2 separate regions of the Homo sapiens genome follow, and region 2 is linked to region 1. The links are chromatin loops, found by intact Hi-C in ENCODE. Cell type or tissue: dorsolateral prefrontal cortex. All regions are shown on one strand.

The links. Peaks named below come from ENCODE experiments on the same cell type or tissue, not always from the same donor. Only the 100,000 strongest peaks of a DNase experiment are listed, where the experiment ranks them.
Region 2: a loop joins it to region 1, with 5 times the contacts of the local background. A loop is called at or near these places in 54 of 110 quality-filtered maps.

The regions. Positions count from the first base shown.
Region 1 is chr11:84,521,752-84,526,751 of GRCh38, reverse strand. The region is part of intron 7 of DLG2 (discs large MAGUK scaffold protein 2); the gene reads left to right. Among named protein-coding and RNA genes, the nearest start is that of DLG2-AS2, 890 kb to the right of the region's middle. In dorsolateral prefrontal cortex, CTCF peaks have their summits at 2,070 (motif pointing right) and 2,091 (motif pointing right); no DNase peak of the experiment used is centred here; H3K27ac peaks cover 618 bases.
Region 2 is chr11:84,382,415-84,387,414 of GRCh38, reverse strand. All of the region lies in intron 7 of DLG2 (discs large MAGUK scaffold protein 2), which reads left to right. Among named protein-coding and RNA genes, the nearest start is that of DLG2-AS2, 750 kb to the right of the region's middle. In dorsolateral prefrontal cortex, CTCF peaks have their summits at 2,388 and 2,587 (motif pointing left); DNase peaks (open chromatin) are centred at 2,564 and 3,634; H3K27ac peaks cover 2,192 bases.

The DNA.
Region 1 (5,000 bases):
GCAGATAGTACCAAATCCTATTTATACTATGTTTTTTCTTATGTTTTCATAAGTATGTTATCACATAATTAAATTTATAAATTAGGCTCAGTAAGGGATTAACCACAATAACTAATAAAATATAATTATAACAATATACTTTAATAAAAGTTATGTGAATGTGCTCTCTCTCTGTCTCTCAAAATATCTTGTAGTGTACTCACCTGTTTTCAGGTCATAGTTGACCTCTGGTAGCTGAAACTGCATGAAAAGTGCAACCTAAGATCAGGAAGGACTGCTATATAATGTTCTTTCCTCTAGGTTTGCTGTTTTTCTTGCTCTTAGTAAATGTGTAAGCTCCCAAGACCTGGACTGCATCTTATTTTTGTTTTGTTTTGCTTTTCATTTTACTCCCTTATTGGAATCTAAAATGAAACTAGACTAGCATCTCCCAAAGTATGTTTGGTGGAATTTTGTCAGCATTATTAAAATAAAGGTATGAATGAGTGCTTAAACACATTTGAGGAGTTAAATCCATTAACTTATTGAAGGATTTCTCAGAGCCTTTACTATAATAATATGAAATATAAACATCTAAGATGGAAATATGATTAGTACAAAGTATTTCCCAGACATATTTTGTCATAGAATTATTTCTTTAATATAAAATTATATTTTGGTTGGGCACATATACTTTTGGAGCGTACAATAAAGAAAGTGTGAAAGAAGAGGTCTCTCAAGACGTAGAAAAACTGTTTAATTTTTTGGAGCTGGAGAGGTTAGGATGGGTGTTGTCAGAGAAAAAAAATTATACACGAGATCATTTTTTACTTGAAGGAAGTATGAAATAAGGGAGAAAAGTCAAGGTTGCCCTATACTCTAGCAGTTGTGTAACAGTATGGAAAAGTTCTGAGAATTGCCAAGTAGTTGGCTAGGATACTGACGCATAATGTAAGAATTAAGGAAAGGGGCATAGAGTGGGCCCAAACATCCCATAAAGCAAGAGAGATGGGCATGAACAGGTAATGAAGGACCTTATGTAGAGACTGGACTTCACCTTGTAGGTAATGAGGGGTGACTACAGAATTTTTAAAAAGGAGAATGACATGACCTGATATGCAAATTAGACCGTTATTCATGTCATGTGGTACAGTGGAAGGAATAATTGGAAAGGTATGACATCAGATTCAAGAGCATCAGGTGAAATGTAAAAGATAGATAAGCTTTGATGTAAAGCAGAGGTATTGGGGTTGAAGGGAAGGATAGATTAGAAGGCTTATTTAAAAAGAGATATCATCAGGACATTGAGACATATTACATATAGAAGGTAGAAAAGAGAGAGAAATAGAAGATAATTTACAATTTTTAAAATTTGACCCCAGAGTAGAGGATGTATCATGAAATGAAACCAAGAATGCCAGAGGAAGAGCAGATTTTAGAATGGCAGGGGAGGGAGTGGGATAATTTCTGAGTTTATGTTGGAGTAACTGATTTTGAAGTATTTATGTTATACCCAGGTAGAAGTGTTTAACAGTCAGTTTGAAATAAAGATCTGATCTAGAAAATGGAAACTTTGACGTTTTCAGTGTAGTTGGAGTTGTGAAAATGGATGGGATTGCTCAGGAGAGGGGAGAAGAACACAGAGGACTGAAACACAGGTCCACCACCACCATATATGGGCTTTGGGGAGAGAGAGGTACCTACCGAGGATAACATGAAGCAGTGAGAAATTTACCACAACATTTAGCCCTTAGTAGCTTGGAGCTTCTATTTTCATAACTAAGTTATGAACTTCTACTAAAAGGGAGTCATGTCTTTTAAATACAGAAATTTGTAGTTCCTCTACAATGCCTAAGATGGTGTTGACCAAATAGCAGATGTTTTAAAATACGTATTTGATTAATTTAAAAAAAAAAAAAAAAGAAATACCCTATGAGTTACATTTGACCCCAACAGTCATGAGGCCCTGACCAGCAACTGAAAATAATGTGTTTATTTTTCCTTTCTAGACATAATGTTTTTAATAATACCACTGATTAGAAAACTATTCTGATTCTTGATATTTTAGGCAATAATCTTTAAAAGTGTAAAATCCTTTCATTTCTATCTCTTGCCACTAGATGGTGGAAGTAGCTGAGATGATCATCCTGGAAGCATCTAGTCTTGAGGAAGAAACAGATTTGTGAAGCTAAATTAGAAGCTCTTAGTTAATAAAAACATAAAGGTTTGGCAGAGATTTGTGACTTGTGCACAGCACATTGTGTTCCAGGACTAGTCCCTGGTGAGAGGAAATGGTTGAAATATGGCCTTGACAGACGCATTCTGAATGTAGGCACAAAATCTCCTGATCGAAATTCCATGCAAATAAAGCATTCCTTTCCTCAATTATCTTTAACTGGAAAGGGTACAAACAGCATACCCCCAATAATTCTGGCTATTTAGGCCAGATATTGAAAAGCGGGAAGAAAGGAATGTTAGGCATAGGACTGAACCAGCATCTCAAAATATAAGAATTCTTTTTAGAACCAAAGTCATCAAGGGTTAAGGCAAGCTTGTCTAACCTGCAGTGATGGGCCACCTGTGACTCAGGACAGCTTTGAATGGACCCAGCACAGATTCGTAAACTTTCTTAAAGCATTATGATATTTTTTGCAGTTTTTTTTTAAGCTCCTCAGCTATCATTAGAGTTAGTGTATTTTATGTGTGGCCCAAGACAATTCTTCTTCTTCCAATGTGGCCCAAGGAAGCCAAAAGACTGGACACCCATGGAAGGGGTTCTCTCTATGGGTTTTGAAAGATGAGTTTGTGTGATGAAATTCAAATTTTCTACTTCTTTTATGTACATAGTATTAATAACAATAATGATGATGAATTTTTTCTAAGAAATATTAGGTTATTAAAATCATAATAAGTTTTAAAAATAAGTGTTTATAGAAAATTCTAGATAAGTGTTAATAGTGATTATATGTAGCTGCAGATATTTCTAGAGTTAACCCAGTTACACAGAAATTTTTCTCAAAACTAAGATTTCACTATTGCCAAAACTTTCTGTAACAATTAGAAATAATGTACTAACACTCACAGAGGCTGCTCATCAATATAAGGCACTTATTGTTACTGTGGTTAAAGATGATATTGTTAGTGGTACCCTAAAATGATACGTAACTTCTACATCCCTCCCATATTTCTAAACAGTCTGGAATTGTAACCTTTTGGTGAGCATGTTTTCAATTCTTTTTTCTTAGCAAAGATAATCGGAAATTTTTCCAAACTCTGCAAAAATTAATTCTGAGACTGTTAGTGCTGTTGAATTTTTAACTCTTTCCCAGCTAATCCAGAAAAGTAATAGCATATAGTGGAAAGCAGATGGGCTTTAGAATCAGACTTACTTGTGTTTACAATGTAGCTTAGTTGCTTTCTAGCTGTGTCTATTAGTAAATCTATTAACTTCTAACCTCTTGGAAATAATAGTATGGAATTCACATTCCATGCTGTAAAGATTACTTGAGATAATACGTGGAAAGTCTGTAGTACTTGGCGCCTAGTAGTTGCTCAGTAAATGGTAATTATTTCACATTAAAAAAATAGAAAGTGTGTATGTATCTAAGAACAAATCTAAATTTAAGATTAGTTAACTCTTTGAGCTCTCAGTAATGATTGGAAATTGTTAAATCCTCATCCTTGATGTCCTTCAGAGAATAGTTTTACACTGTAGAACATTCCTATCTCAGCTAAGTAAGGGTGTGTTATTCAAATTATTATCTCTTCTGCAAAAGTGAATGTCATGTTGGTTAGCTCAAATTGTAGCAAATGAGTTGGGGACATTTTGAGTGGTCCAAACAAGAATTTACTAAAGCATAAAGAAATGGCTTTCTTTTGAGGCTAGTGATGGAAGATATTGGAACATATGCATAACCTTTAAAGATAATCAGGATGTGCAAGGATCATTTAGTGGACAGAAGCTATACAGCAAAACACTTATTTCATCTTGTTTAATAAGTATAAAAATAGTCCAGAAGGCAATTTTTAAATGCGTCTATTGGTATATACAAAGGAAACTTATGTAATCTTATATAAGACAGAATGTTGTACAAGAAAACATGGTAGAGAAGGTTGAATTGATTTTCTCCAACTCAGAGAGGAATTGCCAGTGTCTAGCAATCAGATTTAATCCTAATGCAGCTCCCAGGATACATTCTTCCAGTCCAGCTGACTCACCAAAGTCACTCTGAAGGCAGATGATTTGTTCCTTCTGAATTGGCAGAACACTGAGTATGTTAGAGTTTGTGGCCAATTTTGGGTCACAGGTAAGTTCATTTAAAATGCATTCAAGAGACAGTTACTGAAGTTCCTTTACATAGAACAGAACAACTCCCCACCTCCCACCTTGACCTTAAGGCCCATTAAGCAATAGGGCACATACAGAAGTAATGAGACAAAGTTAACTTGAAATTACAGTAATTGAAGTTACTCTAGACTGGTGTTCCAGAGATTTTCTGGTTTCAGGACTGGTGCTTTAGAGATTTTCTAGTTTCACTGCTTCATATTACATGTGAATAAATTTTTTCTTTTCTTTTCTTTTTTTTTTTTTGTTTGTTCGTTTTTGAGACAGAGTCTCGCTCTGTCGCCCAGGCTGGAGTGCAGTGGCATGATCTCTGCTCACTGCAGTCTCTGCCTCCTGGATTCAAGTGATTCGCCTGCTTCAGCTTCCCAAGTAGCTGGGACTACAGGCATGTGCCACCACGCCCAACTCATTTTTGTATTTTTAGTAGAGACTAGAGACGGGGTTTCATCATGTTGGCCAGGCTGGTCTTGAACTCCTGACCTCAGGTGATCTGCCCACCTTGGCCTCCCAAAGTGCTGGGATTGCAGGCTTGAGCCACCATGCCCAGCCCAAAGAAATTTAATTTAAAAACTTGTTTCTGATGGTAGTTTATTTTCTCAGTGGACTATAAGACATATTACCTGCTTTTAATTATAAACAAGCAATTTAAAACTATTTGAAATATCATTTCCAAAAG
Region 2 (5,000 bases), 140 kb after region 1:
AATTATAATGATTATAATTATAAATTCTATATAACCAATTTCTTAAAAATTTTATACTTTTGGGTACAAATGAGAACTATTCCAGGAGAGAGGTAATTTATGTACAACTTTAATGTAACCTAATAAAAAGGGTGACATCCATCACCTTTGCTGTATTATATTATTTAGATGTCAATCACCACTTCAACTCAAGGGGAAGGTACTAGGTAAATGCATGGACTCTAGCGCCCACCTGGGAGCTACTGGAAGCCTGGGGACGCTGCCCCAGTGTGGTGATGGGGGATGACCTGGGACTCAACTGCTTCCACCACTTCTTACTCAGAAGAGCAAGGAAGAGGTGGTGGGGAGTTCCAAAACGACATGAGTACAAATGGCCTGGAGAGTAATCAATTTAAATAAAAGAGGTTCAGAATCTTCTAAAGGAAGCTTACAAAAGCAGTGACTTCACAGAATAAATGATATAATCAAGAGTCTGTAAATAACTAAAAATATGACAATAAAGGCAATAAAGGCAAATAGCGTAGGAAAAACTCTAGGAAGGCTGGTGAAGTACTATATTTTTCAGGCCTACAAAGCAAACTATGCAAGACGATACAAATATAAAACAAATTTTGATGCATTTTAAAATGCATGGTTTGTGAAGGAAAAAAATCTATTTGACCTCGATGTGAGAAACATTCTCTCATGAGTGATCCAAGGTTCGTGACATTGGATTTGCAAAGAAAAAAATGCATCAACATATTACCTGACCTGGCACTAACAGTATTTACAAAACAATTATAATATGATGGCCATTTATTGATTTTCAACTTTTAGCAATATTGTGTAACAAAATGTAGAAAATATTGTTATGGTTGTATGACAAAATATAAATATCAACAATCTTAAAATTATAGAAGTAAATATTTAGCTGACAGAAGAGGGGATGTGGAAGGAAGAATGATGACTAATATTGACATTTTACAGATTGTGGAGTTGAGGAAGACTGTCAAATATTGAAATAAGAGAGAGATTTTTAAGAAATTAGTTACAGAGTTAACAGGACTCAAATAATATTATAAATATCAAACATACCAAAAGGATATAGTAGGAGAGTAGTGTGAGTAACTAAATCTTCATTTTTCATGTATAGAAATCAATAGATACTAAAGTTGACAAATAAAAAATTAGAGGTATACTCATATAAGGGTAAAGAGACACCCTAAAAAATAAAGTAAGGACAATTCCCAGAGGAGTGTTAAGAGTTAAAAAAATTGGCTGGGCTGGGAGAGTCTAAGCTTTTCTAGACAGCTTGCATGGAAATACAAATACATATATTCACATGCATTACTTTAAAAGTAATAAAAATAGATGTAAAAAATCCCTAAATTGGTTAAAGAAACGTGCTATTCTGAGTCCTTCGCTTATTACCTCTTGTGATTTGTCTCCTCCACAGTTAACTCCTTAGGGGTACGCATTGGTTACCTTTGAGGTAACTTACAGAATTAAAATGTTATTCAGTAGTAACAAATAACTGTGTCTTGATTGATTGAGCTTCTATAGCAATTTCCCTTCTAAATAGGAAACACAAAATTATGCGTGCATACAGGTCTCTTTATTGTTCATTTAAGATTTATCGAGCAATTACTATTTGCAAGTCTTAATTGTAGGCTCCCATTGGACTCAAGGTATATACAATCTTTTCAGTTTAATAAGTAGGCAGGTTAGGTTGATTATTTGATCAGTATCACTCAAATGTCTATTATGAGCTAGGCACTATTCCAGGCCCTGGAGATACAATGTTTACTACAACAGGGTCCTGGTTCTCTAGAATTGGAATCTACTATTAATAATTCCCCAAAGGAGGCACCACCTTATGCATACTATTTATTTGGCTGATTATGATGTGACAGTACTCTAAATATCTGTGGAAAGAAAAATAACCTTGTAGTATGTTTCAATTCAAATACTATCAAAGAGATCATGAGCTCTGGAGAAAACTACATTTCAGAGGAAGATGAATGAGTTTAATGGAAGTATGTTACATATTAGAAATCTCTAAAGCCTGAGGTCAAAGCATGAGAACAAGTTCTTTACCCTGTTCATAGAACTGAAATAATATTCATTTGGGGCTGTGACTTGTAGCAATGTATGGAAATAAAGACAAGAGTATGCCTCTTTGATTTTTTTTAAAACTCTTTAAAGAGATTAAAAAAATTTTACTGCTTTAGATGATTTAGAGATCTAAATGGGAGTGTTAGATTCGCGAATTTGTACCAGTTTAAGTGTGGAAGGGTAAATGTTACAGAAATGATTGGAGAAGTCAGTGATCAGGTTGAGCTGTGATAATTTTGAGGTCAGAGGCAAATTGGGAGTTATGCCAACAAAGAGTTTTTCTTTAAATACACATGATTTTATATCTTGTCATCTCCTTTTTCAAGAGCCTCCAAATATACATCTCAGTTTCTCCATCCAACCCCTGCACCTGGCACATGGAAACAGATGGAAGAATTCAAAATCTCAGTTAAAGTTGCCTTTGAATGTATCATGAACTCCTGTTGTGAAGTCTTGTGAATTAGAAACACAGTACCAACACTCTGCCACCTTGTGGCTTCTGGAGTCATTGCAGCACATATAGAGGAAAATCAGCACCCAGTTCCAGTTTTACTGGAACAACATGTCTTAGGTTTTTTGGGCAGATACTTTATTTAAAGGAATATGTAGGGTTCGTGAGAATGCATTTCGGAGTTATCTTTCTAATATATATATATTTAATATAGTTATCATGTCATTGGCTATAATTCATTAGCCTGCCACAAAATAATGTTTTCCAAATTGCAGTTTTAAGGATCATGAAATCTTTGAACTAAAAGGGACCTCAAAGGTTACGCAGTTCAGTATTTGAATTCCTTTTATTATCATTCTAATAGGAGGGACTGAAGTGTGAGCTTAAACATCTCTAGGGCAGCTTAATTTTGCAAAGCTTACTATCCCAACTATCTTCGACAACATTTATTTGAAGATTTATACATTTAACTAATGTTGCTTGGATAAAGCTCAAATTTTTCCATATGAACCATGAGAAATTATGTAAGAGTCTTTTAAAGTTGCATTTTCCATATTTATTAGTTCAGCACCAAGTATATAATAGGCCCTCATTAAATAATAGCCCTGTTTGGTTTTCCTATATTTAAATTTTTAAGATGTAGGCTTATAGATTATTAACGTTGAAATAGCTCTATGTTCAATGATAAAATGCTTTCAATAAATACACTTCCAGCTTTCCACATTTACTTTTGTTCTTTTTAAAAATTATTTTCTCATTGCAAAAAAAAAAAAAGCGTCATCGAGAGCTTCCTATACTAGATGCTAGAAAAAAAGACACAGTAACTGCTCTTGAAATTTTTTATCTGTTGGGAAACAATTTATTTGAGTATAAAAGTTTCAGCTGCTTGATGGAGGTATGTGAAAAGTGCAGTAGGAGCCCAATGAAAAGCATCTTGGGCTGTTAATGCATTCATTTTCTATGCTGCGTAACACATTTCCACGAACAGTCCCTTGAAACAAACCATGTTTATTATTTCACAGTTTCCTTTGGTCAAGCCCAAGCACAGCATAGCAGGACTCTCTGCTTCATTGTCTCACTGGCTGGAATCCAGGGCTGCAGTCTTACAAGAGGCTAAGCCAAGGACAGATCTAATTCCAGCTTACTTGGATTGTTAACAGAATGTATTTCCTTGTGGGGGTATGGCTGAGAGCCTCAGCTTCTTATTGGCTGTTGGCTGGAAGATGCCTTAGCTACTAGAGTCTGCCCACAGTACCCTGCCATGCAGCCCTCTCCATAGGCAGTTCACAACATGGCTGTTGCTTCTTTAAGGCCAACATGAGAGTCTCTCTCCAATCTTCTAAGAAGTGTGTCTTATATAATGTAAGGTAATCATGGGCATGATATCCCATCTTTTTTGCCATTTAATGTAACCTAATAAAGAGGGTGACATCCCATCACCTTTGCTATATTATATTATTTAGATGCCAATCACCACTTCAACTCAAGGAGAAGGTACTAGGTAAATGCATGGACAGCAGGGAACAGAGAAATAAATATTAGGCGTCATCTTAGCTTGGGGTGTGTCAGAGCTGAAGAAAACCTAACCATATAATCCAGAAAATCTTCTCGGGGGAATGGACGCCGTGCTAACACATGATATTTATGAGTAGATAATAGGAAAATGAACCATGCTAAGACAACAGCTTTGCTGAAATGTAGACAAGTGAAAGAGTATTGAGAAGGTAAGTCGGGGTCAGATCACAAAGGGCCTTCTTTTGTGAATTAAGGAGTATGCCAAAAGCCAAGGGAAAAATGGATGAATACCAGGCAGGAAGCACCATGGTCAGAGTTTCATGGTACAAATGCTATTCTGGCAGCAATGTGGAGGACAGATGGAAGGAGGTTAAGATGAGAGGAAGGGAAATAAATGAGATGCTATCTATAGTCCTAGAGTCATATGGAAGACTGAATTCAAGCAGTAGAGTAGCATCTGGATATGGGAACTTTTTTTTTTTTGTGACGGAGTCTCGCTCTGTCGCCTAGACTGGAGAGGAGGTGCAACTAATATGGTATCAATTATATAGCATTAGTGGTAGGAGAGAGATTGAGTATTTTTTGTGTATTTAAAGCCAGTAGACTTCTTTCAGGTGATATATGAGTTTTAATTTTTAATGATGCCATAACTAAAGAGCACTGAGATTTCTGTAAATGTGCTAAATTCCTTATAGAAAGCCAAATTGGTATTTAAGGACAAATGGTTATGATAAAACAAAACTTCTGAGACAAATACTCTCATCTACAGCCTGGCATAGGCTTGCAATGGATAACTGATCACTACCTTGAATGAGTAGACAAAGGCCAGGAGCCCCAACATATTTTATCATTTAACGTCTCATTCGACAGGAGCCTCTTGATTGTTTTCTACTTCAGTCCAATTTTAAAATGATAGTATAATCTTGGGTAATTTTTTTCA